3 separate regions of the Homo sapiens genome follow, and all the other regions are linked to region 3. Evidence: read pairs that join two places in POLR2A ChIA-PET (ENCODE). Cell type or tissue: HepG2. All regions are shown on one strand. Each heading gives the region's core, and the rest is flanking DNA. Links, peaks and the distances in the headings are about the cores only. Region 1 has its middle 36 kb from the start of VDAC1. Region 2 has its middle 14 kb from the start of VDAC1. Region 3 has its middle 16 kb from the start of TCF7.

Evidence for each region. ChIA-PET counts read pairs that join two places held together with the same protein. Peaks named below come from ENCODE experiments on the same cell type or tissue, not always from the same donor. Only the 100,000 strongest peaks of a DNase experiment are listed, where the experiment ranks them.
Region 1: POLR2A ChIA-PET joins it to region 3 with 25 read pairs; 13 of 35 experiments call an interaction of 5 or more read pairs at or near these places.
Region 2: POLR2A ChIA-PET joins it to region 3 with 18 read pairs; 10 of 35 experiments call an interaction of 5 or more read pairs at or near these places.

Annotation. Positions count from the first base shown.
Region 1 is chr5:134,035,671-134,046,005 of GRCh38, forward strand. It overlaps a transcript of VDAC1 not described here. Among named protein-coding and RNA genes, the nearest start is that of VDAC1, 36 kb to the left of the region's middle. RefSeq lists enhancers at 6,561-6,680, 6,701-6,830. In HepG2, for the core only: CTCF peaks have their summits at 1,704 (motif pointing left) and 4,052 (motif pointing right); DNase peaks (open chromatin) are centred at 2,681 and 4,051; H3K4me3 peaks cover 916 bases.
Region 2 is chr5:134,013,972-134,024,306 of GRCh38, forward strand. It overlaps a transcript of VDAC1 not described here. Among named protein-coding and RNA genes, the nearest start is that of VDAC1, 14 kb to the left of the region's middle. In HepG2, for the core only: no CTCF peak of the experiment used is centred there; DNase peaks (open chromatin) are centred at 4,630, 4,960, 6,310 and 7,130; H3K4me3 peaks cover 2,739 bases.
Region 3 is chr5:134,093,980-134,103,646 of GRCh38, forward strand. It overlaps a transcript of VDAC1 not described here. Among named protein-coding and RNA genes, the nearest start is that of TCF7, 16 kb to the right of the region's middle. RefSeq lists a silencer at 5,379-5,673 and enhancers at 6,328-6,447, 6,458-6,707, 7,511-8,478, 7,622-7,671, 8,059-8,353 and 1 more. In HepG2, for the core only: CTCF peaks have their summits at 5,545 and 8,190 (motif pointing right); DNase peaks (open chromatin) are centred at 4,872, 5,671 and 8,202; H3K4me3 peaks cover 1,287 bases.

The DNA of each region.
Region 1 (10,335 bases), core at 917-8,916, 59 kb before region 3:
TTCCAACTAATAAATGCAGAAGGAATAATGCAAATAGAAAATCATCATTTGCCAGGCCCGGCCTTGTGGCTCACGCCTGTAATCCCAGCACTTTGGGAGGCTGAAGCAGGTGGGTCATGAGGTCAGGAGTTCAAGACCAGCCTGGCCAAGATGGTGAAACCCCGTCTCTACTAAAAACTACAAAAATTAGCCGGGCGCAGTGGCAGGTGCCTGAAATCCGAGCTACTAGGGAGGCTGAGGCAGGAGAATCGCTTGGACCCTGGCGGCAGAGGTTGCAATGAGCCGAGATCGCACCACTGCACTCCAACCCGGACAACAGAGTGAGACTCCATCTCAAAAAAAAAAAAAAAAAAAAATTCCCATTTGCCAAACAGTACAGGAATTGTTGCAGGCAGGAATCATCAATGGATGCTGAAATTAGTAAGCCAAAATATGACAAGAAATATAATATTTGGATCATCTCCATCTATTTCCTCACAAGATATTTAATTGATTACAAACAGAAAAAATAGTAGCTTCACAGTGGAGAGACCAGGCAGGTACCACCTTAACCAAGTGATCAAAGTTAATAACACCTGAAAGGAGGCACATAAACATCATGTGCTTCCTGATACCGTCCTCTGAGAATAGCACGTCACTGCTGTGGTATTTCTGCTAAAATGCATAACTTCAGTCTAATCCTGAAAAAAATCAAACACAAATTGAGGGACATTCAAAATATAACTGGCCAACACTCTTCATAAGTGTCAAGGTCATGAAAGACTGGGGAACTGTCCCAGATTGGAAGACACTAAAGAGACATGACAACTAAACATAATGTCGGATCCTTGGACTAAAACACCAACCAGAAAAAAGGACATTAGTAGGTCAAGTGCACTTCTAGTAAGATCTGTAGGGATCCCTTGAGCCCAGGAGTATAAGGTTGCAGTGAGCTATAATCACACCACTGCACTCCAGCCTGGGTGACAGAGCAAGACACTGTCTTTTTTAAAAAAAAAAAAGGCCGGGTGTGGTGGCTCACGCCTGTAGTCCCAGCACTTTGGGAGGCTGAGGCAGGCGGATCACGAGGTCAGGAGATCGAGACCATCCTGGCTAACACAGTGAAACCTCATCTCTACTAAAAATACAAAGAATTAGCCAGGCATGATGGCGAGCACCTGTAGTCCCAGCTACTTGGGAGGCTGAGGCAGGAGAATGGTGTGAACCCAGGAGGTGGAGCTTGTAATGAGCCTAGATCACGCCACTGCACTCTAGCCTGGGCAACAGAGTGAGACTCCGTCTCAAAAAAAAAAACAAAAAAACAACAAACAAACAAAAAAACTGAAGCAAATGCACAAACAGTTAATATGACATTATTAGCAGTTCCTCAGGCTGATGAGGATGCAGAAGGTGCCCTTTAACGAGTAACCAAGTGCAGGAGAACAGAGGAACAACCACAGCACAAACAGGCAACCATCCAGAGACCAGGGTGGACACTGCAGGACAAGAAGTGAAAGTCAGATGGAAGAAACGAGGCCCAATAAAGCAACAATCCTAATAGATTTGTTTTTCAGAAACCTGGATGCCCACCAGATGGAAAATGCCCATTGCTGTCATGTGGACCTCAGATAAGAGGGAACTGAGGACTGAACTCTGATCACTGCCCTGTGTTCTAAATTTCTTCCCGAGGTGCTTGGAGAAAGTGACACCTGCAGGCCATCAATTTGCTAAACTGGTCACTCTGACCTAGTGCATTAGGGCTTGCTCTGGTGACCTGACTGGCATAGCACCCCTGATGATTAATGGGTTTCCTGATCTTAACTAGCCTATATTAAGGCCAAATCTTAACATTCTTTTCTGCTGACCCCAAGTTTTTTAGACAAAGTCTTCCTTCCTCAACCAACTGCAAATCAAAGAATCTCTGAATCTACCTATGACCTGTAAGCCCCTGCTTCAAGATATCCCACCTTTTTGGGCTAAACCAATGTATAGCTTCCATATGTTTGTTTACACATTGGCCTGTGACTTCTCCTTTCCTGAAATGTACCCCTGCCTTTAAAAACCCTTGCTTGTAAGCCATCAGGGAGGTTGGGTCTTAAGCGTGAGCTCCCCATCCTCCTTGCCTGATGATGTCCTGCAATAAATGCCTCTTTCTCTCACTGCAAAAAAAGCCCCCAAAAACAACAAAAAACCTGTAGATTAGTGAATCGTATTGTATCAATGTTAACTCCTTTTATAGATCATTGTACTACAGTTATATATGATATTGACATTAAGGCAATCAGAGTGAAAATATACCATAACTCTGTAATATCATTGCAACTAAAATTATTCCAAAATACAAGAATTTGTAAAAGAATGCTTATTAAATAATGTCAATGTGCCAAAGACTGGGGAAATTATGGTAAATGCTAGATATGGCCTCTACCCTCAAGGAGTTACAACACATGTGGGTTCCCAAGCAATAAACAAGGAAACAAGCACATAAACAATACAATTCAAGCAGTGAAAAGTACAATGGAGAATACAAAATGGGGAGAAGAATTAGGCAGGGGTCCTAATTTAATGAGGGTGATTAGGAAAGGCCTCTGACATTACAGCTAAGGCCTGAAAGAACTCAGAAAGCAAACCACATAAATATCTGGGGAAAGAGTGCCCCAGGCAAAGCAAACAGCAGGTTCAGAGGCCCCTGGGATGAGAACAAGGTGGCATGTTTGAGAGGCAGCAAAAAGCCCAGTGTGGCTGGAGGGAAGCCAGTAAGCATGGAGGGTAAGAGCGGGGATTGAAAGGAAGGCAGAGGCAGAGCATACAGGGTTTTGCCGGCTCTGGCCAGGAGTTGGGACTTTATTTCCTATCCACGACCCCCTCCCTCAATCCCACCCCCCACAAATATCATTCAGTGTAATATGTATGGGACAGCATGGGGCAGGTACTTGTGAGTTCAAAACAGCTACAGCATTGTTTTGTGAACATGAAAATATTTTGAAAAGATAACTCAATTCTGCCAAGTCTTTTGTCTTTGCCTGGCTCAAATACATTCCTCACCAAGTGAATCCTTTTACCCTTTGCTAATTACCCCGTGACAATTAAAGTAGTTCTGCTTTGCAGCAATAGGATAGTAAATTCCAAAGTTATTTTGGACACCAAAACCAGGAGAGAAAGTCAGTTAACAGCCTTCCAGGTAAGCCAAGGTGTGTTTATATGTTGACTTTTAAATGTTATCATTGAGATAGACACAAAATGAACCCATTTTGTGTCTATCATTGAGATAGACACAAAATGGGCCCATAGAGGGCCCATGGAAATGCCCACAGATGCTAATGTAAAGGCCCAGTAATAGACACTTTATTTGCAATAGGCGCCTTATTTACAACATTCTGTATTGTGGCATTCATTACTCGCTGACCTCCATGCTTTCCAGAGCACCAAGTAGGTCCATGCAAGCAAAGTGAAACCAATTCTCCAGAAAGCCCTTGTAATTTCTCCTCCCCACCTCAATCGTCCTCCCTTGCCTGTGGGCCAAGACCAAGGAACCAACCTATTGCTGTTACAGTGATTCGCAACCCTGGCTTCACATTGATGTCATCTGGAGAGCCCTAATAAATACTGATGCTAGGCCCCAACGAAACAGATGATTGTTTCACTGGTCTGGAATGGCCCCCGACATGCGTGGTTTTTTATTTTTTTTATTTTTTTTGAGACGGAGTCTCCCTCTGTCGCCCAGGCTGGAGTGCAGTGGCGCAATCTCGGCTCACTGTAAGCTCTGCCTCCTGGGTTCTGGCCATTCTCCCGCCTCAGCCTTCTGAGTAGCTGGGACTACAGGCTCCTGCCACCACGCCCGGCTAATTTTTTGTATTTTTAGTAGAGACGGGGGTTTCACCGTGTTAGCCAGGATGGTCTCGATCTGCTGACCTCGTGATCCGCCCGCCTTGGCCTCCCAAAGTGCTGGGATTACAGGCGTGAGCCACCGCGCCCGGCAGACGTGCGTAATTTTAAAGCTCCCTCTGGTGGTTCTACTGAGAACCCTCTGTGCCAGAATGAGACCTGGCTGCTATTAGAGAATTAGCCACGAGGTGGCGCCAGAAGCTGACCAAAGAAGCGAGATGGGCCATCTCCCGGCTCCCAAACCCTGCAGTCTCCAGGAGGAGGCACAGTTCCCTGTTCTCAAATTAGGGGAGCAAACACTAGGCTCTGGCCACTCAGGTTTCTTTCACCTTAGGAGGGTGGCATGTCTGCCCACAGCCAAGTTTCCAGACTGCTCCTGCAGTCTGGAACGCAGACACAGCACATTCCCAAGCACCTATGAGCTGTCAACTAAGAAAAACCACAGGGTGACAGCACCCCCTTAGGCGCAGGAGCTCCTGGAACCCCAAAATTGGGCCCTTCCAGGGACAAGGACGGAGGCTTCAGTTCCATGGGTCCACACAAAAGGCATCTCCTCTTTTGGCACCCGAGAGAGAGACCCCTGAGGTTAGCACTCCCATTCTAAAAGGAGCAATTGGCTGGCACGGTGGCTCACACCTCTAACCCCAACACTTTGGGAGGCCAAGACGGGTGGATCACTTGAGGTCGAGAGCTGGAGACCAGCCTGGCCAACATGGCGAAACCCGGTCTCCACTAAAAATATAAAAATTAGCTGGGCATAGGCCAGGAGCAGTGGCTCATGCCTGTAATCCCAGCACTTTGGGAAGCCGAGGTGGGCGGATCACGAGGTCAGGAGTTCGAAACCAGCCTGGCCAACATAGTGAAATCCCATCTCTACTAAAAATACAAAAATTAACTGGGTGTGGTGGCACGTGCCTGTAGTCCCAGCTACTCGGGAGGCTGAGGTGGGAGAATCGCTTGAACCCGGGAGGCAGAGGTTGCAGTGAGCCGAGACCACGCCATTGCACTCCAGCCTGGGTGACAGAGTGAGACTCCGTCTCAAAAAAAAAAAAAATTAGCTGGGCATGGTGCCACGTGCCTGTGGAGGCAGGCTGAGGCAGGAGAATCGCTTGAATCAAGGAGGTGGAGGTTGCGGTGAGCCAATATCGTACTGCTGCACTCCAGCCTGGGCGACAGAGCGAGATTCTGTCTCAAATATAAAATTAAAAAATAAAAAGAGCAGTTGATTCTGTGTCTCTCCAAAACATCCTTTGAAGAACAACCCAGGCTATCCAATAGTGTCTCCTCCCCAGTTGGGAAAGGGGTCACTCTAGGAAGTCAGTTCTCCCTGAATTACTTTAACTTCCCAGGAATTACACATGGAGGGCTGCAAACCTTTTTAAATGTGGTTCAAAATTTTGTGTGTGTGTTTTTCCCCCAAGAAGAGAATCTGTAGCTTTCACTAAAAGGATTAATAATGCAAAAGATGAAGAACTGTCGGAACAGATGGACTTTAATGAAGAAATTTAAAATATTGTCCTTGGGATCCAGTTCAGTTGTTCTGGAATAAATGCACTCACTTTGCTCAAACCCCTGCTACTGATCCTACTCAAGGGAAAACATTACCAGCTCCTTCTCTTGATGCTTCAAAGACTTGGCTGACCCGCAGGCTCCTTCCGAACATCTTTGGTCACCTGCAGGCTCTGGGAATGACAGAGCTCACCTTGCTCAGGGGACTTCTTTCTTTGGGGGATGTCAGAAAAGAGGTTGCTGCTGAAAATTCCTTGACCTAATCTTTACTGCTTCAGGTACCTACACCCACTCTGGGAGGGGCCACAGGCCCAGGAGGGGCACATCCATGGATCATGTAAACCAAGCAGTGTAGGGGCCTCTGCTGACCAGTGGGAAGGCGAAGGAATGGGTCTGGGGCTAGAGAAGGCCAGCCCTGATGGCCAACGTCCTAGCAGAATATAAGGTGCTTATCCAATGGTCCCAGGACCAGCTGCTCAGGGAGCCCTGGACATCAGCGCTGTGAGTGGCATGGGACTCTGTAATGCCCCCTCCCCACTCCAGTGGGGATGGGAAAGATGGTGGGACCGAGCTGGTGGGCCTCATTTCACCAGACTCAAACTCAGAGAAACGCAGGCCTTGCCTAACATCACACAGCAAGGGGCCTTGGAGCCATGCCTGGGACTTGGGCCTCCTGCCTTCCACACAGGGCGCTTTGCATGGCCCCATGAGGAGCCCCCAGCTCCAGGCATCCCTGTTGGTGAGTGGCTCCCTGGGAGCAGGGCCCACCCAGGGTGGGCTGGCCAGTCAGTCCTCCAGAGTAAGGCGCCATCCTGGCCACCACCCCACACTCCCTGGCTGGCCTGGCCACCCTCGAAGCTCCTGAGGTGACCCATTTCCCTCACTCTCCTCTGCAGCTTCAAAACAAATCAAAATGCAGACCAACATCCTTTGTTTGTTTTGGGGGATCAGAGAAAGGGGAAAGCAGCTCTGTGGGTTTGCACTTGAAAACAAAACTGCTCTGAGCTGCCCGAGCAGAAACCAAACCAAAGGTGAACTTGGAGGCCAGAACCCCTTGTGGCAATGCTCTCAGAATGAGTCAAGGGGCAGCGTGGGAAGGTCGGAAGCAGGGCTGTCTACTGACCAGGCACTGATGGCCTGGGGTCAACAGCTGCCATGGTGGGCTCAGGGTCATGGCCACGCTCACTCATCCTGGGCACTGTGGGCTTGGGGGGGACCAGGCCCTGATAGCGACAAGCTTTCCAGTCACTGGTCTGGACCTCCTTCCTCACCATGGAGGAGTGTGGGGACACCCTGGACCTCACGGCCCCCACCCATCCTGTCTTGCCATCCCTTGCCCACAGGCCCATGCTGGGTGCCCAGGCTAGGTGACCTGCCCCGTGGTAACTTCTAGCCAGTAGGTGAGACCACAAAGGCCCATTCAGTACTGGGCATTTTTTGGTTTTGTTTTTCTTTTTTTTTTCTTAGACAGAGTCTTGCTCTGTCTCTTAGCCTCTCCAGAGTGCAGTGGTGCAATCTCAGCTCACTGCAACCTCCGCCTCCCAGGTTCAAGCGATTCTCCTGCCTCGGCCTCCAGAGTAGCTGGAACTACAGGCATGCACTACTGTGCCTGGCTACTTTTTCTATTTTCGTAGAGATGGGGTTTCACCATTTTGGCCAACTTGAACTCCTGGCCTCAAGTGACCCGCCTGCTTCAGCCTCCCAAAGTGCTGGGGATTACAGGCGTGAGCCACCATGCCTGGCTTTGGGTCTTTTAATGGGAGTTCGGCCAGGCACCATCTTACCTGCCTGTTGAACTTCTGCTTCTTAATGAAACTGGGCTCCCCCAGGTCCCCCACCTCCAGAGGAAAGCACATAGTGGGACAGAAACCAGAGTGCTCTAGACTTCTGGGGTTCCCCATTGGCACTGAGTATGTGGGTCGTGGGAGACAGGCTGGTGGAAACCCTGCCTGGGCCTTTCTTTTCCTGAGCTTGGATGAAAGAATGGGAGCAGCAGGGGCAGATCCAGGGAGGTCCAACTGATGTCACTGGATCCTGCCAAGAGCCTCAGTGAACACTATGATCCTGGGGCAGGGGTGGCAGGAGAAGAGTGATCAAGGCTTCAGGGTGAATGGTGGGCCTGTCGGCCTGGCAAAGTGATATAATCAATTTTGACTGTCCAAGGGTGACCAGAGATGCTCTCCTCTGAGTGAGGATTTCTCACCTCTCCGAATAGTTTCAAATGCCCAGTCTCATGTGAGCTTCACAACTATCCAGGATATATAGAAAAGGAGCTGCTGAGGTTCAGAGAAGCAAAGCAACGTACTCCAGGTCACACAGAGGCAGGGCTAGGACAAGGGCAGCGCTGGGCCACACCCCTCCCAGGAATTAGCCCAACCAGAGCGAAATTCTAGACTGCGGGACTACCTAAGAGGTGGCTGGAAAGGACTCTCACCTCCTCCTCTCTGGTTATTCTGCCCTAGGATGGGCTGGGTAGACTTTTCTTTTTTCTTTTTTCTTTTTTTTTCCCAGACAAGGTTCACTCTGTTGCCCAGGCTGGAGTGTAGTGGTGCAATCACGGCTCACTGCAGCCTCAACCTCCAGGCTCAAGTTATCCTCCCACCTCAGCCTCCTGAGTAGCTGGTACTTACAGTTGTGCACCACCATGGCCAGCTAATTTTTGTATGTTTTGTAGAGATGGGGTCTCATTATGTTGCCCAAGCTCATCTTGAACTCCTGGGCTCAAGCGATCCACCCATCTTGGCCTCTCAAAGTGCTGGGACTACAGGTGTGAGCCACCGCGCCCAGCCTAGGTAGACTTTTATCCAGTGCCTGCATTTTTCTTAAGCTCCCATTTTTTTAGTTCTTTGGTGATAAATGGAGCACTTGACTTCCATTCTCTCACCTAATCCTCACTCCAGCCCTGACAGGTAGGTGCCCTCAGTCGCCCATTTCAGAGATGCTGAAGCTGACGCAAAGAGACGTTGATCAACCAGCCCAAGGTAACCCAGCTGATGAGCACAGACTGCGACTCAAACCAAGCCTTTCCAACTCCAGAGCAGGCGATGTTTTTGCTCAGTACCCTGCCTCCCATCCCCATCCCTTCACCAATGGAATGTTGAGTTTACACCCCCTCATTTCCGTATAGCTGTCCAAAAGCTGGGCCTCCTCCAAGATCCAAGGTAGGTTATGATTGGCAGCCTGAACTTCAGAGGCCCATCTTCCCTTGCTGGGGGCCAACTCAGACATCTGTGCTCCCAGCTCTTTCCGCCCTAGCTCCAGCTCCCATCATATGCAGGTGTCTGCACAACGGCCCCTCCAACAGCAGCCAACACCTGGGTCCCCTCCCCATCAATGGGAGATCCGCCCCATCCTTCCTGTCGGGGAACCTCCTCAGCTGCTGGGAGGCTCCCCAGACAGCTAAGGGATTTTTATGGATTAATAAAAACTTCCAAGGCCCTGCTAAGCTAGCTGGCATTTCAGTTCCCTCAGTGGACAGAAGTGTCCTCTCTTCCTTCAGAATAGGGCTCCATGGCACATTTGCATATCTGTATGTGTCTGTGTGCACATACCCATTGGTGCACGTGTGTGTGCACATAACTGTGTGTGTGTGTGCATATTGCTATCTGTGTGTGTGTGTGCGCGCGCGCACAGGTATGTAAGTGCTTATCTGGGTATGCATCTAGGTATAGAAAAGACCGTGTGATGTCCCAAGCTGTGTGTTGTCTGTGTATGTGTGCTACTGAATTATTTATTCATTCAGCAAATATTTCTTGAGCTCCTACCCCATGTGAGGTACTGCGCCAGAGCTAGGGGCACAGAAGAGACTGGCTGCCTAGAGCTCAGAGTCTTCAAGGAGCTCATCACCATGTGAAACCCCCTCAACTCTGGCCATCCTGGGGAAGGGAGGCCTAGGCAGGGGCTGTAATTAGGCCCGGGAGCCAGAGGGCAGTTTTGGCCTTTTGGGTAGCTGGTTCCAAGACAATGCCCAGAGCAGGGGCCCAGAAACTCCCAACAAGGTCGGCCCTGTGAAGTTCCATTCCTTGTGCTTCCCAATCACATCACGGGTCAAAACCCTCCAAAGCCACAGTGGACAAAGCTCCTTCCATGGGGGAGGAAGAACAGCCAGAGAACTAGATTCCCAAAGAAAGTCCACAAAATCAGAAAAATTTTAGGCCCTGCTGGCCTGGACTCATCAGCTTCAGTCAAGAAAGCATAGTGTGTGTGGCCCATCTGGCCAGCCACGCCAGTTATCTACAGAGAGGACAGCTGAAGTCCAGTGTATCAGCTTCCTACTGCTGCTGGAAAAAGTGCCACAAACTTAGTGGCTTAAAACAGCAAAATGTCTTCTATTACAGTTCAGGAGGTCAGAAGTCCTAAAACCAAGGTGCCTGCAGAGCTGCCTTCATTCTGGAGGCTTTAGGGAAGAATCATTTCCTTGCCTTTTCTAGCTTCCAGGAGCTACCTACGTTCCTTGGCTTAGGACATCATCCTCATCTTCAAAGCCAGCAGCATCTCCAAATCTGTCTCTGGCCTCTGTTTCCATTGTCTCATCTCTTCTAATATGGACTCTTCTGCCTCCCTCTTTGAAGGGCCCTTGGGGTGACATTGGGTCTGCCTGAATAATCCAGGATGGTATCCCCATCCCAAGATTTTTCTTTTTTTTTTTTGAGATGGGGTTTCACTCTTGTTGCCCAGGCTGAAGTGCAATGGTGCGATCCTGGCTCACTGCAACCTCTGCCTCCTCTGCTTCCCAGGTTCAAGTGATTCTCCTGCCTCAGCCTCCCGAGTAGCTGGGATTACAGAGGCACACCACCACGCCTGGCTAATTTTCATATTTTTAGTAGAGGCAGGGTTTCTCCGTGTTGGTCAGGCTGGTCTCGAACTCCCGACCTCAGGTGATCTGCCCACCTCAGCCTCCCAAAGTGCTGGGATTACAGGCATGAGCCACTGACCCCGGCAATTCTTCTTTTTTTTTTTTTC
Region 2 (10,335 bases), core at 968-8,967, 80 kb before region 3:
AGGACATGAACAGGCACTTCTCAAAAGAAGACATACAGCCAGGCATGGTGGCTCACGCCTGTAATCCCAGCACTTTGGGGGGCCAAGGTGGGCGGATCACCTGAGGTCAGGAGTTTGAGACAACCTGGCCAACATGGTGAAACCCCGAGTCTACTAAAAATACAAAAATTACCCAGGTGTGGTGGCACGCGCTTGTAATCCCAGCTACTCAGGAAGCTGAGGCAGGAGAATCACTTGAATCCGGGGCGGTGGAGGTTGCAGTGAGTCGAGATCGTGCCACCACACTCCAGCCTGGATGACAGAGTGAGACTCCGTCTCAAAAAAATAAAAATAAAAAGACATACAAGTGGTCAACAAACATGAAAAAATGCTCATCATCACTAATCATCAGATAAATGCAAATCAAAACCACAATGAGTGCCACCTCACGCCGGTCAGAATGGGTATTATTAAAAAGTTAAAAAATAGTTGTTGGAAAGGCTGCAGAGAAAAGAGGATGCTTATACACTGCTGGTGGGAATGTAAATTAGTTCAGCCAGTGTAGAGAGCAGTTTGGATATTTCTCAAAGAACTAAAAATAGAACTACCATTCCACCCAAAGGAAAATAAGTCATGGCTGAGTGCGGTGGCTCACACCTGTAATCCCAACACTTTGGGAGGCTGAGGCAGGCGGATCACAAGGTCAGGAGTTCAAGACCAGCCTAGCCAACATAGTGAAACCCCGTCTCTACTAAAAATACAAAAATTAGCCGGGCATGGTGGTACACGCCTGCAGTCTCAGCTGCTCAGGAGGCTGAGGCAGGAGAATCGCTTGAACCTGGGAGGTGGAGGTTTCAGCGAGCCAAGATCGTGCCACTGCACTCCAACTTGGGCAACAGAGTGAGACTTCATCTCAAAAAAAGAAAATAAATCATTCTACCAAAAAGACAAATGCACATGTAGGTTTGTCACAGCGTGATTCACAATAGCAGAGACATGGAGTCAACCTAGGTGCCCATCAGTGGTGGATGGAATAAAGAAAATATGGTACATATATATGGCGGAATACTACACAGTCATAAAAAATAATGAAATCATGTCCTTTGCAGCAACATGGATGCAGCTGGAGGCCATTATTCTGAGTGAATGAATGCAGGAATAGAAAACCAAATACTGCATGTTCTCACTTATAAGTGGGAGCTAAACATTGGATACACATGGACATAAATATGGGAACAATAGACACTGTGGACTACAAGAGAGGGGAGGGAGGGAGAGAGGGGGGCAAGGGTTGAAAAACTACCTGTTGGGTACTATGCTCAATACCTGGATGACAGGTTCAATCATACCCCAAACCTCAGCACCATGCAATATACCCTTGTAACAAATCTGCACACGTAACCCCTGAATCTAAAAGAAAAATTGAAAAAAGAAAAATAAAGTGCCATCTATGAACCAGAGAGCAAGCCCACAACACACATTGAATCTTCTGGAACATTGATCTTAAACTTCCAGCCTCCAGAACTGTGAGAAATAACTTTGTTATTTATAAGCCACCCAGTCTATGGCATTTTGTCATAGCAGTCTGGATGAACTAAGGCAAATGGCAAGGTTGTAAGGAGCACCTGTAATCCCAGCTATTCGGGGGGCTGAGGCAGGAGAATTGCTTGAACGATTTTTTTTTTCTTTTTTGAATCACTTTTTTATTTTTTGAGACGGAGTCTCGCTCTGTCACCCAGGCTGGAGTGCAATGGCACCATCTCAGCTCACTGCAACCTCCGCCTCCCGGGTTCAAGCGATTCTCCTGCCTCAGCCTCCCGAGTAGCTGGGACTACAGGCACACGCCACCACACCCAGCTAATTTTTGTATTTTTAGTAGAGACGGGGTTTCACCATATTGGCCAGGCTGGTCTTGAACTCCTGACCTTGTGATCTGCCTGCCTCGGCCTCCCAAAGTGCTGGGATTACAGGCATGAGCCACGGTGCCCCGTCTACACCCAGGCAATTTTTGTATTTTTTGTAGAGATGGGGGTTTGCCATGTTGCCCAGGCTGGTCTCAAACTTGTAAGCTCAAGCAATCTGCCCATCTCGGCTTTCCAAAGTGCTAAGATTACAGGCATGAGCCCCCACACCTGGCCTCCAACTTTTAAAGGAGGCCTCCAACTTTTAAAGGAGGCCGGGTGTGGTATTAAAATCAAACGATCAGGAAAGAGGCAGGGATTCTTGCTGCATAAGACAGATTGCAATTTGGGGTAAGTGCAGATCTCATTATTATTGTACAGCAAACTCGGGCCCAGTGCTGGTACCTGTGACGTTCTCTGAGAGGGACTGTGTGTGCCTGTGCACATGGCTGTGATGGGGAGTGGGTGTTGTAAGAAGAACTGGCCTGGGGCTGGAATCCTACCAGAAAATTCTGAGTTGAGAAGGCAAGGGCTTCCCCCTTTGCTCAGCACACTCTGGTCCCTGATAAAGGTTAAAGAAAAGCAGGAAAAAATTAGGCTGAGATCCCTTTGTATTGCAAGGGACATGGAACCCCTTCTCCATACCCCACCAGTGAGTGGACCCAAGCAGTTTTTCCTCGAGCCGAAAATGGAGCTGTCGCTTCCACTTGACTTGCATTTATGCCTAAGTGGCTGGGACTTGAAGAATGTCCCAGTTTCTGTCACCATGGCCTCTGCTAACGGGCACCACTTTGTTTTTTATTATTTAAAATGTGGACAAATGCAAGGACAGGGAGCATGAAAAATAGAAAAATAAAAATAAAATGTGGATGAGGCCAGATGCAATTAAAATGGCCTGGCATCTTGGTGCCAGCCTGGTAGAGCTGCACAGGGTGCTGGCTTTCAGGCACTGTCTGTCCAAACCTGCTGTGTAGGGTTGTGTGGCTTACACACTGCATCAGCACAGGGGATGTGTACGGCTGAGACCCTGGCCATGCACGACTTGCAAAGCTTGGATCCTGACCAGACTATGTCAGCCACAAGGAAAGGGCTGTGTTTCTACTTTCACAGTCTGTAGGGGGCATGGCAGCAAGGCCCATGTGCCCCTCTCCTGGGCATGTTCTTCCCAGATGGCTGGTGCCTTCTCATTCTCTGGCCTCTGCTTAAACGGGAACTTCTTCAATCTACCTTCCCTGCCACAAAATCTAACACAGATTCTTTTCTCCTCTCTTTCCTTATTCTGAGCTCAGCCCTCTGTTTCCTTCATAGCTTGTAGCAATTTATAAGTATTTCAAGCCGGGCGCGGTGGCTCATGCCTGTAATCCCACCACTTTGGGAGGCTGAGGCGGGTGGATCACCTGAGGTCAGGAGTTCGAGACCAGCCTGACCAACATGGAGAAACCCCATCTCTACTAAAAATACAAAATTAGCCGGGCGTAGTGGCACATGCCTGTAATCCCAGCTACTCGGGAGGCTGAGGCAGGAGAACCTGGAGGTGGAGGTTGCAGTGAGCTGAGATCACACCATCGCACTCCAGCCTGGGCAACAAGAGCGAAACTCCATCTCAAAAAAAAGCATTTCATCATTGGTTTGCTCTGGCTTCCTTGCTAGAGTGAGGACGTGAGGGCAGGGACCAGCTCTGCTTTGTCCATGCTTGTGTTCTTTCCATAGTGCCTGCCATATCTTAGGTATTACTAATACTTAATAAATAATAAATGGTGAGTAAACAAATAACTGAATAGGCTGGGCATGGTGGCTCACGCTTGTAATCCCAGCACTTTGGGAGGCCGAGGTGGGCGGATCACGAGGTCAGGAGATCAAGACCATCCTGGCTAACACGGTGAAACCCCGTCTCTACTAAAAATACAAAAAATTAGCCGGGCTTAGTGGCAGGCGACTGTAGTCCCAGCTACTCGAGAGGCTGAGGCAGGAGAATGGTGTGAACCCAGGAGGCGGAGCTTGCAGTGAGCCGAGATTGTGCCACTGCACTCCAGCCTGGGCAACAGAGCGAGACTCCGTCTCAAAAAAATAAATAAAAACAAATAACTGAATAGATGATGAATGACGTGTGGCATAAAGGCAGGTGACTGACGTAGATGGGCTTATCACCCCTCTATGCAGGTTGCACACTGTGTTAGTCCGTGTTTGTGTTGCCATGAAGAAATACCTGAGGCTGGGTAATTTATAAAGAAAAGAGGTTTAACTGGCTCATGGTTCTTCTGCAGGCTGCACAAAAAAGCATGGTGCGGGCATCTGCTCGGCTTCTGGTGAGGCCTGTGAGTGTCTCCTAACGAGGAAGCTTCCAATCATGGCAGAAGGCCAACAAGGAGCAGGTACATCATGTGGCAAGAGCAGGAGCAAGGGAGAGAAGGAGGAGGACCCAGATTCCTTCAAACAACCAGCTCTAGCATGAACTAACAGAGCATGAACTCACTCATTACCTTGCGGAGGGCACCAAGCCATTCACGAGGGATCTGCCCCCATGACTAAAACACCTCCCACCAGGCCCCACCTCCAACACTGGGGCTCATATTCCAACATGAGATTTGGAGGAGACACATATCCAAACCATATCACACACCTGGGGGACAGCTATAGGAATCGTGCCTCTTGGGTTGTCAATCTGCCAGAAACAATGGACTCACAGCCTTGGCGTGGGCTGGGGACTGTTTAGTCTGCCTGTGGAGTAAATAATTTAACCTTGCCCAGGGAGAGGCCTGGACTTTGCCCTCAGCTTCCAGAAGGTAATCTCTAAGCCCTTGCAATGTCATGCCAGATAGGAGGATATTTAGGGCAGAGGCTGGCCACACCAGATAAACGAACAATGTGATTTAGGGTGGGGTTGGCCACATTGGATAAACTAATATGTGATTCAGGGTGAGGACTTTGAGTCAAGCATGCTCAGCTGGATCTCTGGAGAATGGAGACGATGTCAGCCCTGTGGGCATTTGACCAGGGAGCCCCAGTAAAAACTCTAGGTCCCAAGTCTAGGGTGAATTTTCCTGGTTGGCAAGACTCCATGTTTACCCCTACGCATCATCACCGGGAGGACTGCACACTCTCCATATGCCTCCATCAGGAAAGGACAATGGAAGCTCTGTGTTTGGAACCCTCCTTGACTCTGCCCCATGCATCTCGCATCTCCCCGCTTGGCTGATTTTAATCTGTATCCTTCCCCTGTAATAAAATGTGACTGTTAGGATAAGATCGCACTGAGTCCCTCCAGTTACTTATAAAATGTGTGAAGGTGTTGGAATGAAAATGGAGTCATTCGTGTTAACAAAAAACAAGCAAACAAAAAAAAACCCTACAAGTAGACACAGGGAAGGCCGTGAAGGGAAGGTTCTCCTGCATGTACACCTAATTACAAGAATGATCACAAAAGACTGCAAAAACCACAACTTTGGCCAGCCACAGTAGCTCCCACCTATAAACCCAGCACTTTGGGAGTCTAAGGGAGGCGGATTGCTTGAGCCCAGGAGTTCAGGACCAGCCTGTGAAACATAGTGAGACTCTGTCTCTATGAAAAATTAAAAAATATTAGCCAGATATGGTGGTGAACACCTGTAGTCCCAGCTACTGAGGAGGCTGAAGTAGGTGGATTACTTAAGCCCAGGAGATTAAGGCTGCAGTGAGCCATGATCGTACCACTGTGATGCAGCCTGGGTGACAGAGCAAGACTCTGGCTCAAACAAACAAACAAACAAACAAAAAATAGAGTATTTATTTCCCCACCTCCTATCCTTCCAGGCAGCAACATAACAGAAGCCACATTTCTCTACCTAAGGCTACAACAACTCTAAGGTTGCACTATCCCACAGCTGCCCCAACCCCCATCACATACGCACATGCACCTGAATGAGGACTGACTTCTCCTGGCTGACTGAGGCCTGGTATCAGACCAAGCACCTGGCCTGTCTGAGACCACACTGCCTATGTGCTCTTATTTCTCTAGCCTCCTCCTGAATCTGGAGAGGACTTGCTTCCTCACTGGCCCCACACCAACACCTCCTCCTCTGTCCTGGTTGCCAGGAACGACTTTCTCTCTGACATGGGCAATGACAGGTAGATACACAATTAATAGCCAGGTTGGCTAATGAGCTCGCAAGCGTCCCTGCCTTTGTCCTCACCCCATCCTTTCATACCTGCCCCCTGTGACCTACTCTCTAGCCTTTCCTGCTTGAAGAGAGACTGTGTGGGGAGGGGTATGCTGACCATCAGGATTTTCTCTGGGAATATCATGGCTTTCCTAAAACTCATTCAGTCCCACCTTTTTCTAATGCCACTGTTTCGCCAAGCCACAGATAAAGCCTTTCCTGCCAGAGCCAGCATAGTCAGAGGCAGCAACAGCCTCAGATGCCTCTCAAAGTCCAAAAGTTTCAGGTTCAAATCTAAACCTAGCAGCCTGCCACCCAACCTGTTACAAAACAGGTTCTTCCACGACTCCCCCGCTCACCCCTCCCCAGCTCCTGTTTACCCCTGAGGAAATATTTGCTTCCCCTTAACTGTGCTAAAGGCTCCTCCCCATCACCACAGCCAAGGACCCCACCCCTTGTATCGCTAAACCCCAAACATAAACTTCCCAATTCCGCACACTTAAATCTGAAGAGGGAGAGAATCCAGCTTTGCTTCCTCCCTACTTGGTGTGGCTTCAGTGTCATCCTGCCCAGTCATAAGGCCCTGGGCCATATAACCTCTCCACAAGCCTCAAAAGGTATATAAACATGCTGCATTTTTCAGGGATTATGGAACAGGCTTCTTTTTTGTTTGTTTGTTTGTTTGTTTGTTTGTTTGTTTGTTTTTTGAGGTGGAGTCTCGCTCAGTCACCCAGGCTGGAGTGCAGTGGCGCGATCTCGGCTCACTGCAAGCTCCGCCTCCCGGGTTCACGCCATTCTCCTGCCTCAGCCTCCCAAGTAGCTGGGATTACAGGCGCCCACCACCATGCCCAGCTATGGAACAGGCATCTTTACAAAGCCTTCTGGGGAGGCCAGTCACAGGGGCTCACTCTTGTAATCCCAGAACTTTGGGAGGCCGAGGTGGGAGGATTGCTTGAGCCCAGGAGTTTGAGACCAGCCTGGGCAACATAAGGAGACCTTGTCTCTACAAAAAATACAAAAAAAAAAAAAAAATAGCCAGGCACAGTGGTGTGCAACTGTAGTCCCAGCTACTCGGGAAGCTGAAGTGGGAGGATCACCTGAGCCCTGGGAGGATCACCTGAACCCCGGGAGGTCAAGGCTACAGTGAGCTGTGATTGCACCACTGCACTCCAGCCTGCGTGACAGAATGAGACCTTGTCTTTTTTTTTTTATTATTATACTTTAAGTTTTACAGTACATGTGCACAATGTGCAGGTTTGTTACATAGGTATACATGTGCCATGTTGGTTTGCTGCACCCATCAACTCATCATTTACATTAGGTATTTCTCCTAATGCTATTCCTCCCCCAGCCCCCCACCCTCCGAAAGGCCCTGGTGTGTGATGTTCCCCACTCTGTGTCCAAGTGTTCTCATTGCTCCGTTTCCACCTCTGAGTGAGAACATGTGGTGTTTGGTTTTCTGTCCTCGTGATAGTTTGCTGAGAATGATGGTTTCCAGCTTCATCCATGTCCTTGCAAAGGACATGAACTCATTCTTTTTTGTGGCTGCATAGTATTGAGACCTTGTCTTAAAAAAAAAAAAAAGAAAAAAGAAGCCTTCTGGGGAAATAAAGCTACCAAGGTCTTAAGAGACACAGGATGTCTTAAAGGAAAAACCAGCCCAAGAAATTTCCAGCTTAGAGTGTAGAAATGGGAAGGCAATGATACCTTACCACAAAATGTGGTGCACATGAGAATCACCTGCATGGCTGCTGGGATGTGCAGGTGGGGGGGCCTAGCCCCTAGCCCCTGGAGGTTCTCCATTAATACTTCTGGTGTGGGGCTGGCACCTGTATTTTTCACAAGCACCCAAGTAATACTGGAGCAGTAGGCTCAGAGAAAGCCTGTGATTTTTTTTTTTTTTTTTTTGAGACGGAGTCTCACTCTGTTGCCCAGGCTGGAGTGCAATGGCATGATCTTGGCTCACTGCAACCTCTGCCTCCCGGCTTCTCCAAGCGATTCTCCTGCCTCAGCCTCCCAAGTAGCTGGGGTTACAGGCATGTGCCACCACGCCAGCTAGTTTTGTATTTTTAGTAGAGACGGGGTTTCTCCATGTTGGTCAGGCTGGTCTCAAACTCCTGACCTCAGGTGATCTGACTGTGTCAGCCTCCCAAAGTGCTGGGATTACAGGCGTGAGCCACTGTGCCCAGCTGAAAGGCTGTGATCTTACATAATATCGTGAAAAGAAGTTCAGGATGTGGCTGCTCTAAACACCAGCTCCCTGGGTTGTTGAAAAAAATCAATTCAGAAAATTATTATTTACATCCATGTCTTCATTCATTTTGTCCTGCTATAATAATACCACAGACTGGGTAATTTATAATAAACAGAAATTTATTGGCACACAGTTCTAGAGGTTGATATTAAGATGCTGCCATCTGGCGAGGGCCTTCTTGTGTATCATCCCATAGTGGAAGAGTATCACTTGGCAGAAGGGCAAAGAGAGGGAGAGAGAAAGAGGAGGCCAACCCATTTCCCAAAATAACAAGATAATGGCATTAATCCAATCATGAGGGCTCTGCCCTAATGACCTAATCGTCTCTTAAGAGTCCTACCTCCCCGCAATGGAAAATTCCATCCCCTAACACATGCTCAGTAAGTGGAACAAAGCAATATGGAGAAACTCAAGGGCCCACATGAGCACTACGAGGATGGGGGTGGAGGTACCAGAAATTTGTGCCTTATGCAAATGAGACATCCAGACTTCATCAGTTTCTTATAAAAGTCTTTGCATTCAACTGTAAAAATGACAAGCCCTTCACACCAGTTAGAATGATTATTAAAAAGTCAAGAAACAACAGATGCTGGTGAGGCTGTGGAGAAATAGGAACGCATTTACACTGTTGGTGGGAGTGTAAATTAGTTCAACCATTGTGGAAGACAGTGTGGCAATTCCTCAAGGATCTAGAACCAGAAATACCATTTGACCCTGCAATCTCGTTACTTGGTGTATACCCAAAGGATTATAAATCATTCTACTATAAAGACACAGGCACGCATATGTTTACTGCAGCACTATTTACAATAGCAAAGACTTGGAACCAACCCAAATGCCCATCAGTGATATACTGTATAAAGAAAACGTGGCACATATACACCATGGAGTAACTATGCAGCCATAAAAAAGAATGAGTTCATGTCCTTTGCAGGGACATGGATGAAGGTGGAAGCCATCATTCTCAGCAAACTAACACAGGAACAGAAAACCAAACACCGAATGTTCTCACTCATAAGTGGGAGTTGAACAATAGGAACACATGGACACAGGGAGGGGAACATCACACACTGGGGTCTGTCGGGGGGCAAGGGGAGGGAGAGCATTAGGACAAATACCTAATGCATACCGGGCTTAAAACCTGGATGACATGTTGATAGGTGCAGCAAACCACCATGGCACACGTATACCTATGTAACAAACCTACATGTTCTGCACATGTATCCCAGAACTTAAAGTAAAAAAAAAAAAAAAAGACAACCCTCTTCTGGGCCCCCTCTCCATGGCAGATAAATAAATATGTAATTATGGATTTTGATAAGTGCTTTGGAAGAAACGTTCTTCGGAACATTCATTCATTCAACAAATATTTATTGAGCTCCTACCATGGGCCAGGCCCTCTTCTAGGTGTTGGAGACTCAGGAATGCACAAAATAAATGTGGTTCCTCCCCTCTTGGCACTTACTGTCTAGGGGGCAAGACTGACAGCAAAAAGAGTATGATGGCAAGTGTTGATAAGGCAGAGTGGGCATAAGGGATGAGGGCTACTCAAGACTGTCACGGAAGGCCTCTCCAAAGAGGTGACTTATAAGCAGAAATTAATGAAGTGGGCTGGGCACAGTGGCTCATGCCTGTAATCCCAGCACTTTGGGAGGGCAAGGTAGGCAGATCACCTGAGGTCAGGAGTTTGAGACCAGCCTGGCCAACATGGCGAAACCCCATCTCCACTAAAAATACAAAAAAAAAAAAAAAATTAGCCAGGCATGGTGATGCACACCTGTAATCCCAGCTACTCAGCAGACTGAGGCAGGAGAATGGCTTGAACCAGGAGGCAGAGGTTGCAGTGAGCTGAGATCATGCCACTGCACTCCAGCCTAGGCAACAGAGGAAGACTCCATCTCCAGAGGAAAAAAAAAAAGAATGAAGTGAGCAAGTATTTCATGGAGAGCCCTGACCTGACTTGAAGAAGGTGGGCATGGTGGATTGCCTGCAAAACTGGTGGCCAGGCCGGGTGCGGTCACTCACACCTATAATCCCAGCATTTTGGGAGGCCGAGGAGGGCAGT
Region 3 (9,667 bases), core at 1,138-9,137:
TAATTGTTACTTTCCTGCAATCTGTAGCATCAACCCCACTGAAATACCCCAGAGACCAGAGCTGTGTGATCCTGGACTCCATGAGGCCAGTGAGCGGTGAAGTGGGGGGCGGTGGGTGGAAGGCAGGTGCCCTGCTTCTTGGCTTAATGCAAAGTCAACAGGCTTGAGCACTGCCTCATCCAAGCAAGCACGAAGCTATTCCTGCCAGAGCACTTGGATCCTTCCTGCAGGTGCAGGTCATTCGCGTTCCAGGCAGCTCTGGGCCCTGGCCTCCATACTGCATACCTGGGCAGTCAGAGGGAGTGCCTGATGGATATCTGCCCTGCCTTGTCTGTCTTCCCATCAGGGTCCAGCCCAGGTAGCGGAACGACGACAGAGTTTCTTCCATATCAAACTCTGGTCGGTTAGAGGAGCAACAGAATGAAAAGACATGAAATGGCCGGGCGCGGTGGCTCACACCTGTAATCTCAGCACTTGGGAGGCCGAGGCGGGCAGATCACGAGGTCAGGAGATCGAGACCATCCTGGCTAACACGATAAAACCCTGTCTCCACTAAAAATACAAAAAATTAGCCGAGCGTGGCGGCGGACGCCTGTAGTCCCAGCTAGTCGGGAGGCTGAGGTAGGAGAATGGCGTGAACCCGGGAGGCGGAGCTTGCAGTAAGCTGAGGTCGCGCCACTGCGCTCCAGCCTGGGTGAAGAGTGAGACTCCGTCTCAAAAAAAAAAAAAAAAAAAAAAAAAAGACATGAAATGGGGCAGCTGCCTTTGTGCTCCCCAGTGAGAGGCCCTAATGCCAACGAGCAGCCTGCAGAGTAGGGAGGAGCTGCCCTGGGCCCCACAGCTGCCATGTCCAGGGCAAAGTACACACTGATGGGGCTGCCAGGGCCACTGCTGGGCTCCTGCCCAGACTGCAAAGGCCTGGGGAAACCCAAGGAAATGTCTTCAATTTAACCAAGAACTCTGAGTTTCCCACGTACATGCTGCAGAACCCAAGAGTCACCCCATTTGGGAGCATCAGTTCCTCCACATGTCCAGTTTCCTTTTCTAGCATTTCCCAAGGGGAACTCCACAAAATGCCAATAGACGTGCCATGTAAAAAAAGGTGGTGTGGTCAAATACATTTGGAAAATTTGAGATTAAATAAAACGGTTGTTTTCTAAGCAGAATATCTCAGTGCCTTTATTTAACATGCAAATATACGTCTCAAAAATCCAAGAGGAGGCTGGGCACAATAACACACACCTATAATCCCAGCAGTTTGGGAGGCTGAGGCAGGAGGCTCATCTGATGCCAGGAGTTCGAGACCAGCCTGGGCACTACAGGGAGATCCCATCTCTACAAAAAATTTTTAAAATTAGCTGGGTATGGTGGCTCGTGCCTATAGTCCCTGCTACTCAGGAGGCTGAGGTGGGGTGATTGCTTGAGCCCAGGAGATTGAGCCTGCAGTGAGCTATGATTGCATCACTGCACCCCAGCCTAGGCAGCAGAGTGAGACTCTGTCTCAGTAAATAAATAAATAAATAAATAAATAAATAAATAAATAAATCCAAGAGGAAGACAGAGTGGACTGTTTGCCAGATGTAATCTAACTTTTTCTCATAGACTATCACAAGACTGGGGTTTATTGGAATCCTTGGGTGGCCTTCCTCTATACCTAACGTTGCCATCCCCTCCCACTGCCCAATGATCCTAGTGAGCTGGGAGAGGCGAGCTGAGGCGCAGGACTCTAGGACTGCACTGCCCAGTTTAGCAGCTACCAGCCACACGTGGCTATTTACATTTAAATTCACTGCAACTAAATCAAACGTAAAGTGCAGTTCCTCGGTCACACCAGCCCCACTGTAAATGCTCAATGGCCACATGTGGCTAGTGGCTACTGTACTGGACAACACAGAGAACAATTTCCATCACTGCAGAAAGTTCTGGAGGAATGGTGCTTGTCTAGCTTCTAGAGAGGCTGGGAGACAAGCCCAGAGCCATAGAGAAATTCTAGGAAAGAGCCAAACCAGCTTCACCCTCCCGCTCTCAGCTTCAGAATCTGAGAACCAAGCTCCCTTGAGACCGATAAGCCATGGGCGCCAGCCACCGAGTCAGACTCTATCCCGCGTGCCAGAGGAGTTTCACTGAAACTGCAAGGAAGTGCGTGTTTCCTTTCCCCAGGGCCCGGGATTGTGCGGGGCAGCCCCTGACTCCCCCGCCTTGGTTCCCTCCTAGGGGCTTCCTCCTCAGCCCTCCCCAGGCCCCACTGACACTGCCGAGGGCAATGAGTCCTGGAAGAGGGAAGGGAGGAGTTGCGCTCCTCTCTCCAGTGCTCCTTTGTGGAGTCCCAGTCCCAGAGTGCCCTCACCCTCCATGCCAGGTGACAAGGCATCTAAAAGATTGCCTCTGCCCCCAGCCAGGGACCGGGCCCACAGCTTGACTGAGCAGCCCCGGCTGCAGGATTTAGGGCAGCTTCTAGGAGCTGTCTCTGCCAGGGCTCTCAGCATTATCCAATCCCAGTCTTGGGGAAGGGGGTTGTGGGCCACACGATCTCTCCTTTATCTAGCCAACTAAGGATGATCTGCTCTCACACCCCTGCCTTCCCCCTTTCTATGCTTATCTATATTTTCTTTTCTTTTCTCTTCTTCTTTTTTTTATTTTTTTTGAGACAGGGTCTCACTCTGTCACCTAGGCTGGAGTGCAGTGGCGTGATCAACCTTCACCTCCTGAGCTCAAGTGATCCTCCCACCTCAGCCTCCCAAGTAGCTGGGATTACAGGTGTGTGCCACCACACCTGGCTAATTTTTGTATTTTATGTAGAGAGAGGGTTTTTCATGTTGCCCAGGCTGGTTTTGAACTCCTGAGTTCAATCTGCCTGCCTCCGCCTCCTAAAGTGCTGGAATTACAGGCATACGCCACCGCACCAGCCCCATCTTTAGATGGACAGTTATGGGCTCTCCAGCAGGCAAACGAAGGCCTAGCTAAGGGGCTTGCAGCCCCCTCTGGGGAAGCCGTGGATTTCCTGGGACTTAGCCTATTGCTAGAGACTCGTGGTCCCAGCGCACATCCCTACCAGCGTCTCCAGTGTTGCCTCTCTCAAAGCACATGCCTGTCTCATAAAAAGATATCAGCATTAGTGCTGTCAGGACCCTTCACATCACTGCAATTAATGAACCCCACAGTCTCAAACATCCTGTTTCCAACATTTTGATAATAGTACCCTGTTTTCTTTTGGAAGGAAACCCAGGTTGGATTGATTAACAAATACAATCATTATTTAACCTCAGAACTTGGTTTTGAAATTAATTTACAATAAAAGAAAAACTCCTCACTAAATAATCTGTCTAATTACATGTTAAGGACTCAGAATGGAAAACATTCAGGAACACAAAAGACCCAACCAAGCTCATTAGCTCTGTTTGCCTCTAACTTATCTCTATGGCAACTCACAGAGGGTCCAGGGAAAAAAAGGTTTTTAAAATTAGATCATCAAGAACTTCATCCAGAACAGCCACAACACAAAACTCTTTCAAAAAGCCTTTGGTTGTTGAAATGGTGAGGGCATGTTTCCTGATCACAGATGAGCACAGGCGTAGGGGAGCCTCTTCCTGGAAGCCCTCGGCCACCTCGGTTCACCCTGTAGAGGTCATTTCAATGGCTGGAAGGTGCTTGGTCCCGCAGCCCTCACCCACGGTGGAGGGGCTGCTGGTGAAGGTGGTGAAAATGCTCCTCTGGACGTGGCGGGGAGAATAGAAGAGTGTGTGTTTTCTCAAAATGAGGCCCACAGACATAGAAGGAGCCAGACGTCTAATTTTGCCTGCAACTGCAGCTCAAGGTTCTGAAGGTTTTTCCACTGGGACCCTCACAGTACAAGTCTTGCCAACACAAGGATTCCTTTCTTTTTCTTTTTCTTTCTTTCTTTTTTTTTTGAGATAGAGTTTCGCTCTAGTTGCCTAGCTGGAGTGCAACGGCAAGATCTCGGCTCACTGCAACCTCTGCCTCCCAGGTTTAAGCAATTCTCCAGCCGCAACTTCCCGAGTAGCTGGGATTACAGGCGCCTGCCAGCACGCCTGGCTAATTTTTGTATTTTTAGTAGAGAACGGGGTTTGACCATTTTGCCTAGGCTGGTCTCAAACTCCTGACCTCAGGGGATCCACTAGCCTCAGCCTCCCAAAATGCTGGGATTACAGGTGTGAGCTACCATGCCCTGCTTATTATTATTATTATTATTATTATTATTATTATTATTATTTTGAGACAGAGTCTTGCTCTGTCACCCAGGCCGCAGTGCAGTGGCACGATGTCAGCTCATTGCAACCTCCATTACCTCTCAGGTTCAAGCAATTCTCCTGCCTCAGCCTCCCAAATAGCTGGGATTACAGGCACCCACCACCATGCTGGGATTACAGGCACCCACCACCATGACCGGCTAATTTTTGTATTTTTGGTAGAGACAAGGTTTCACCATATTGGCCAGGCTTGTCTCAAACTCCTGACTTCGGGTGATCTGCCTGCCTCAGCCTCCCAAAGTGCTGGGATTACAGGCGTGAGCCACCACACCCGGCCAAGGATTCCTTTCTTTCAGACCAGTCCTCTGCTAACCTCTGACAATGCTCCCCTCTCAACCTCCTGGACAGGTGGTGGTGTCCTGGTGGCCCTGACCACCAGCTCCATCTTTATAACATGAAGACCCTTGGCCCCAGGCCTCTAGGCCTTCTGCATGAGCTGGGCCTGATCTTTTCCTTGGGGCTGTCTGCAGCCTGCACAAGTGAGGGGACTAAGGCCACGGTGACCAGGGCAAGTCCAGCTCCTACTCTTACCCTGAGGGGCCCTCCCAGAGGGTTGAGTCACCTGGGGAGGGAGCAAAGTGCAAAAGGTCCAAGTTCTAGTCCACAATGGGTAGGAAAACAAACCAGCTCAGCTGCACCAGATCCAAAGTCATGTTTGAAGGCCTGTAATTTTGAAGGCCGAACCTGTTCAGGAGCAGTGGGCAAGCCAGGCTGGACTCCAGGCTCTGATCCTGAAGGAGCAATGAGAAGGGAGACCAGGCGCCGCTGGGGCTGCACAAATACTGGGTAAAATTCTGACACAGAGGAGAAACGGAGACTCATAGAGAGACACTGTAGGAGAGAAGGAAGGCGGGCAGAGAGGTGGACAGGCAGGAAAGGCAGGACTCATTGAAACTTACCAGCTCACAGCCTGTGTGCTTCAGGTCGAGCACAGACTCTTAAAAGTAGGGCTTTGGGTGGACTGTGATTTAGGCCATCAAAAAAAGCCAGCATCTGGTTGGGTCTGGCTTGGGGAGGGTGGCTCCGGCTTACCCTCTGTCACTGCAGAACTGCTCTTCAATGGGACCAGCCTTTTACATTCCCAGAAAGCCCCTCTGCTTCTCAGGGCCCTAAAGGTGCCGTTTGGGGATGCTAGAGGAGGCTGGAGCCCATGGGGTCCCTCTCACCCGCTTCCTTTCCACTTCCTCCTCTGGCTCATGCTCCTTATCTGACCAGCCTGGCGCAGTCCGGCACAGCTGCAGAGGGTCAGAGCATCACGTCTGGGGAGTCATAATGAACATGCTGCACGGCCTCCTGGAGGCAGCCTTTCTCACCTTTCTCAACCACCTTCTTTTTTTAACTTTTACTTTTTGAGACAGGATCTTGCTCTGTCACCCAGGCTAGAGGGCAGTGGTGCAATCACAACACGCAGCAGCGTTGACCTCTTTGGCTTAAGCAATTCTCCCAGCTCAGCCTCCCAAGTAGCTGGACTACAGGCGCATGCCATCATCCCCAGCTAATTTTGTTTTTATTTTTTGTAGAGACAGGGTCTCCCTAAGTTGCCCAGGCCGGTCTCAAACTCCTGGACTCAAGTAATCCTCCAGTCTCGGCCTCTCAAAGTGCTGGGATTGTGGGTGAGAGCCACCATGCCTGGCCCCAACTACCTTCTTTATCTCCCCAGAACCTATCGTCCAGGCCCAGGGTTGAGACAGAGTGGGAAGGGGTCCATCCCACATTCCCCAGGCCTCGCTGGTACAGCCTGGCCCCTTGGTTGGTATGGGGTCAATCCAAACACGCCCTGTGAGCCCAGCCTTATGTGGCTGGCCCTGTGCATAGGCACAGGCAGAGAAAACAGAAGCAGCAGGATGCTTTTTATTTGTTAATCTAGCTTTGATGCCCCACCTCCTTCTCACAAGGAGTGGAGGCCCCTCAGGGAGTACTAAGTGCCAGGAGTATAGACCCTAGCAGTGGCCTGGGCTGGTCTCCAGGAGGAGGAGGCAGTCAGGGCTCTCCCTGAAAGCAAGCTGGGGTTAAATATTTTTAGGGCAGAGGAGGCACAAACCAGCCAGAGCTACCTTCCTTTCTAATCTTACCCAGGCATTAAGCTTTGAGAGTATCCCCCTCATTTACATACATTCACATTTGATTTGCATACGATGCAAAGAATGGAAAATTCCCCCAGTGCTTAGCCCCAAGATTACAGTCTCTAATACTTTATTCCCACAACCGCGGCACCCCGTGACAGACAGGGGGTCCTGCCTGTGATCTAGATCTGGGCTCCCTGCAGCCTGGGACCCAGCCTGCAGCCTCCTGCCTAGAGGTAGCAGCTCCTGTGAAGGGGGTGGCAGCAGCAGACGCAGGCCTAGCAAAACAAGGTACTTTCACATGTGACTCACACCAAGGACCAGAAGCAGAATTACAGTGTGAAAAACCAGAGCCGGCCGAGACTCCGTCGGGGAATCCCCTCCAGCTCCCTCTCTGTTTCACTCCTTTAAAAAGCCCTGGCCATGGCCCAGCACTCTAGAACCCTCCAAGAAAGTGCTGTGCCTCCCATCCAGGATGGGCAGGGGCCATGGCACTTCAGCCAGGCCCCTTGACTTTCTCTCTGGGTTCTTGGGCTCAGAAATTACATCTAAGCAGAGAAAGAGGCAGAAGTGGATTCATCCCAGGGGCAGAGCTGGAACTGGACCTGGGAGCAGTTGCTGCCTTGCAGGCCCCAGGGCTCCATGCTCATATTTTTCTTGGCCTGGCTTCCTCCTTCTGATCCATTCTCTGAGCTACCCATACACATGCAGCAAACTATTCTGCAAGACCACCAGAGCTGATTTCTGTTGCTTGCAAGGAGTAATCCCAACGGAAACCAGACATTCTCTGTGATGGCAGGATGCCCTGAAGTCCTTGACGAAGGCCACCTTCAGCTCCTGACACATGTCTGGATTTTCTGCCACCCTCAAGGGACCAGCATGGCTTCAAATCCTGCTCCTCTCAGTTTCCAGGGGCCTGACCTTGGGCACTTCCTTTCTCCGAGCCCCTAATTCTCTCACCTAGAAGATGATGCTGTTAATTAAGAAACACAGGATTGGCCAGGCGCGGTGGCTCACGCCTGTAATCCCAGCACTTTGGGAGGCCGAGGCAGGCAGATCACCCGAGGTCAGTAGTTCGAGACCAGCCCGGCCAACATGGTGAAACCCCATGTCTATTAAAAATACAAAAAAATTAGCCGGGCGTGGTGGTGCATGCCTGTAGTCCCAGCTACTCAGGAGGCTGACGTTGCAGTGAGCCGAGATCCACCACCACACTCCAGCCTGGGTGACCGAGCGAGACTCTGTCTCAAAAAAAAAAAAAAGAGTCCTGGCCTGTGAGCTGTTGTGAGCTTCACCGGCGTCGGCACAGGAGGTAATCCGTAAATGTGAGTTAACATTGTTCCTGTCACCATTGTTATTGCTATTATCCCACCAGCCTGAGTAGCTGTGTCAGGGTAGGGTCGGGACTCCTGACTGCTGGATCACTCTCAGGGACACCTTGTGCCATCCCTCACTGGGGTCCTCGTCAGCTGTGTGTCACAGCTGTCACCAACACTGATGTGGGGCTCCAGCAGGAGTTTCAGAACTGCTGAGCAGCTGCCAGGGCTCAGATGCAGCCTGACCCTCCCATTAGGCCCCGTGTTAGAGACTTCATTCCAAGAGACACCCTTCTAGGAGTCATGGGAACCAACATGCTGGCCAGTAGGCCAGCTTCGGAGTCCAGGCGAGAACGCTGTCGCAGCTCCCTGGTGACTGGAACGAGACTGCATGCCCATCCTCCACTATTCAGCGGCAGCAGCTGTGATGGGAGGCACAGGGGAGCGGTTTCCTTTTGAGGGTCCCGGGTCCAAACATCACCCTGGTTACTTCCCACTCCTGCAGTTGAGAGGCACGGCCCCTTCCAAATCCAGCCACCAGGGGGGGTCTGTGAGCAGCCCCCGCCGCTCTGGGGGGACTCTGGGCCTCGCCTGGGCTGAGAGGGGAGGAGGCTGAGGAACGGGCCACAGGGTCATCCGGGGCCAGTGCAGTGAGTGCACTCGTGGTCTGAATGGAGCAGACTCCCCAGCCCATCCCCCCACCCTCTACCCCCCCCACCCCAAAGCTTTTATTTCCACCTGCATTTTAAAAATAATATTAGGCCTGGCGCGGTGGCTCAAGCCTGTAATCCCAGCACTTTGGGAGGCTGAGGTGGGCGGATCACCTGAGGTCGGGAGTTCGAGACCAGCCTGACCAACATGGAGAAACCCCGTCTCTACTAAAAATACAAAATTAGCCAGGCGTGGTGGCGCAAACCTGTAATCCCAGCTACTCGGGAGGCTGAGGCAGGAGAATCGCTTGAACCCGGGAGGTGGAGGTTGTGGTGAGCCGAGATCATGCTATTGCACTCTAGCTTGGGCAACAAAAGTGAAACTCTGTCTCAAAAAAATAAAATAAAATAAAAACATTAAATAATATTTTTTTAATTACAAAAGCAACTCATGGTCAATTCATGACATGGGTGCTCTGGGTTTTCTGGTTTGTTTTACTTAGCTGCATGCTTCAAGATTTCCTGAGTTTGGGCTATAGGGCAGAGGAGGGTCCCTGCCTCTGGGCCTCAGTTTCCCCTGGGTGCATGTCTGGAGGTCCTAGTGTTCTCCTGAGTCTCCCTGAGTTCTCAGGGAGTTGTTAGAGTCTCTTTCTTTGGTGTTCAAAGGTGGTCCCAGAGAAGGTGGGACAGGGAGGACCAAACCTCAGCCTCTGCTCCCAAGACCTCTGCCCCTCCCGCAGGAGCCCTCACTGTCCTCCCTCCCCTCTGAGGGCCGGCTCAGCTCAGAGTCTCTGCTATTTGGGGCACGTCATGACCCCACGCCCTGTCCAGACGGTGTCATTCTTTTATTTATTTATTTATTTGAGACAGGGTCTGGCTCTGTCACCCAGGCTGGAGTGCAGTGGTGCAATCTCAGCTAACTGTAGCCTCCACCTCCCAGGCTCAAGCCATCCGCCCACCTCAGCCTCCCGAGTAGCTGGGACTACAGGCATGTACCATCACACCTGGCTAACTTTTGTATTTTTTCTAGAGATGGGGTTTTGCCATGTTGCCCAGGCTGGTCTCAAACTCCTGGGCTCCAAGTGATCCGGCCACCTCGGCCTCCCAAAGTGCTGGTATTACAAGCATGAGCCACTGTGCCAGGCTGGTGTCATTCTTTAACTTCACACCAACTGACACCGTTGTTTCTCTGGGTGCTCTGGCACCTCCCATGGCAGGAGAGATCGACTCCCCTCTGCAAGGGCCTCATAGTTTAGCTCTCCGCCAGCCTTCAAGCTGGTGCCCTGAGTACTTCGAGACTTTCTGTGGGCACAAAGGAAAGGCCCAGACAGCATTTCTCACGCTTGGAAATGCAGACACACTGTGAGCCT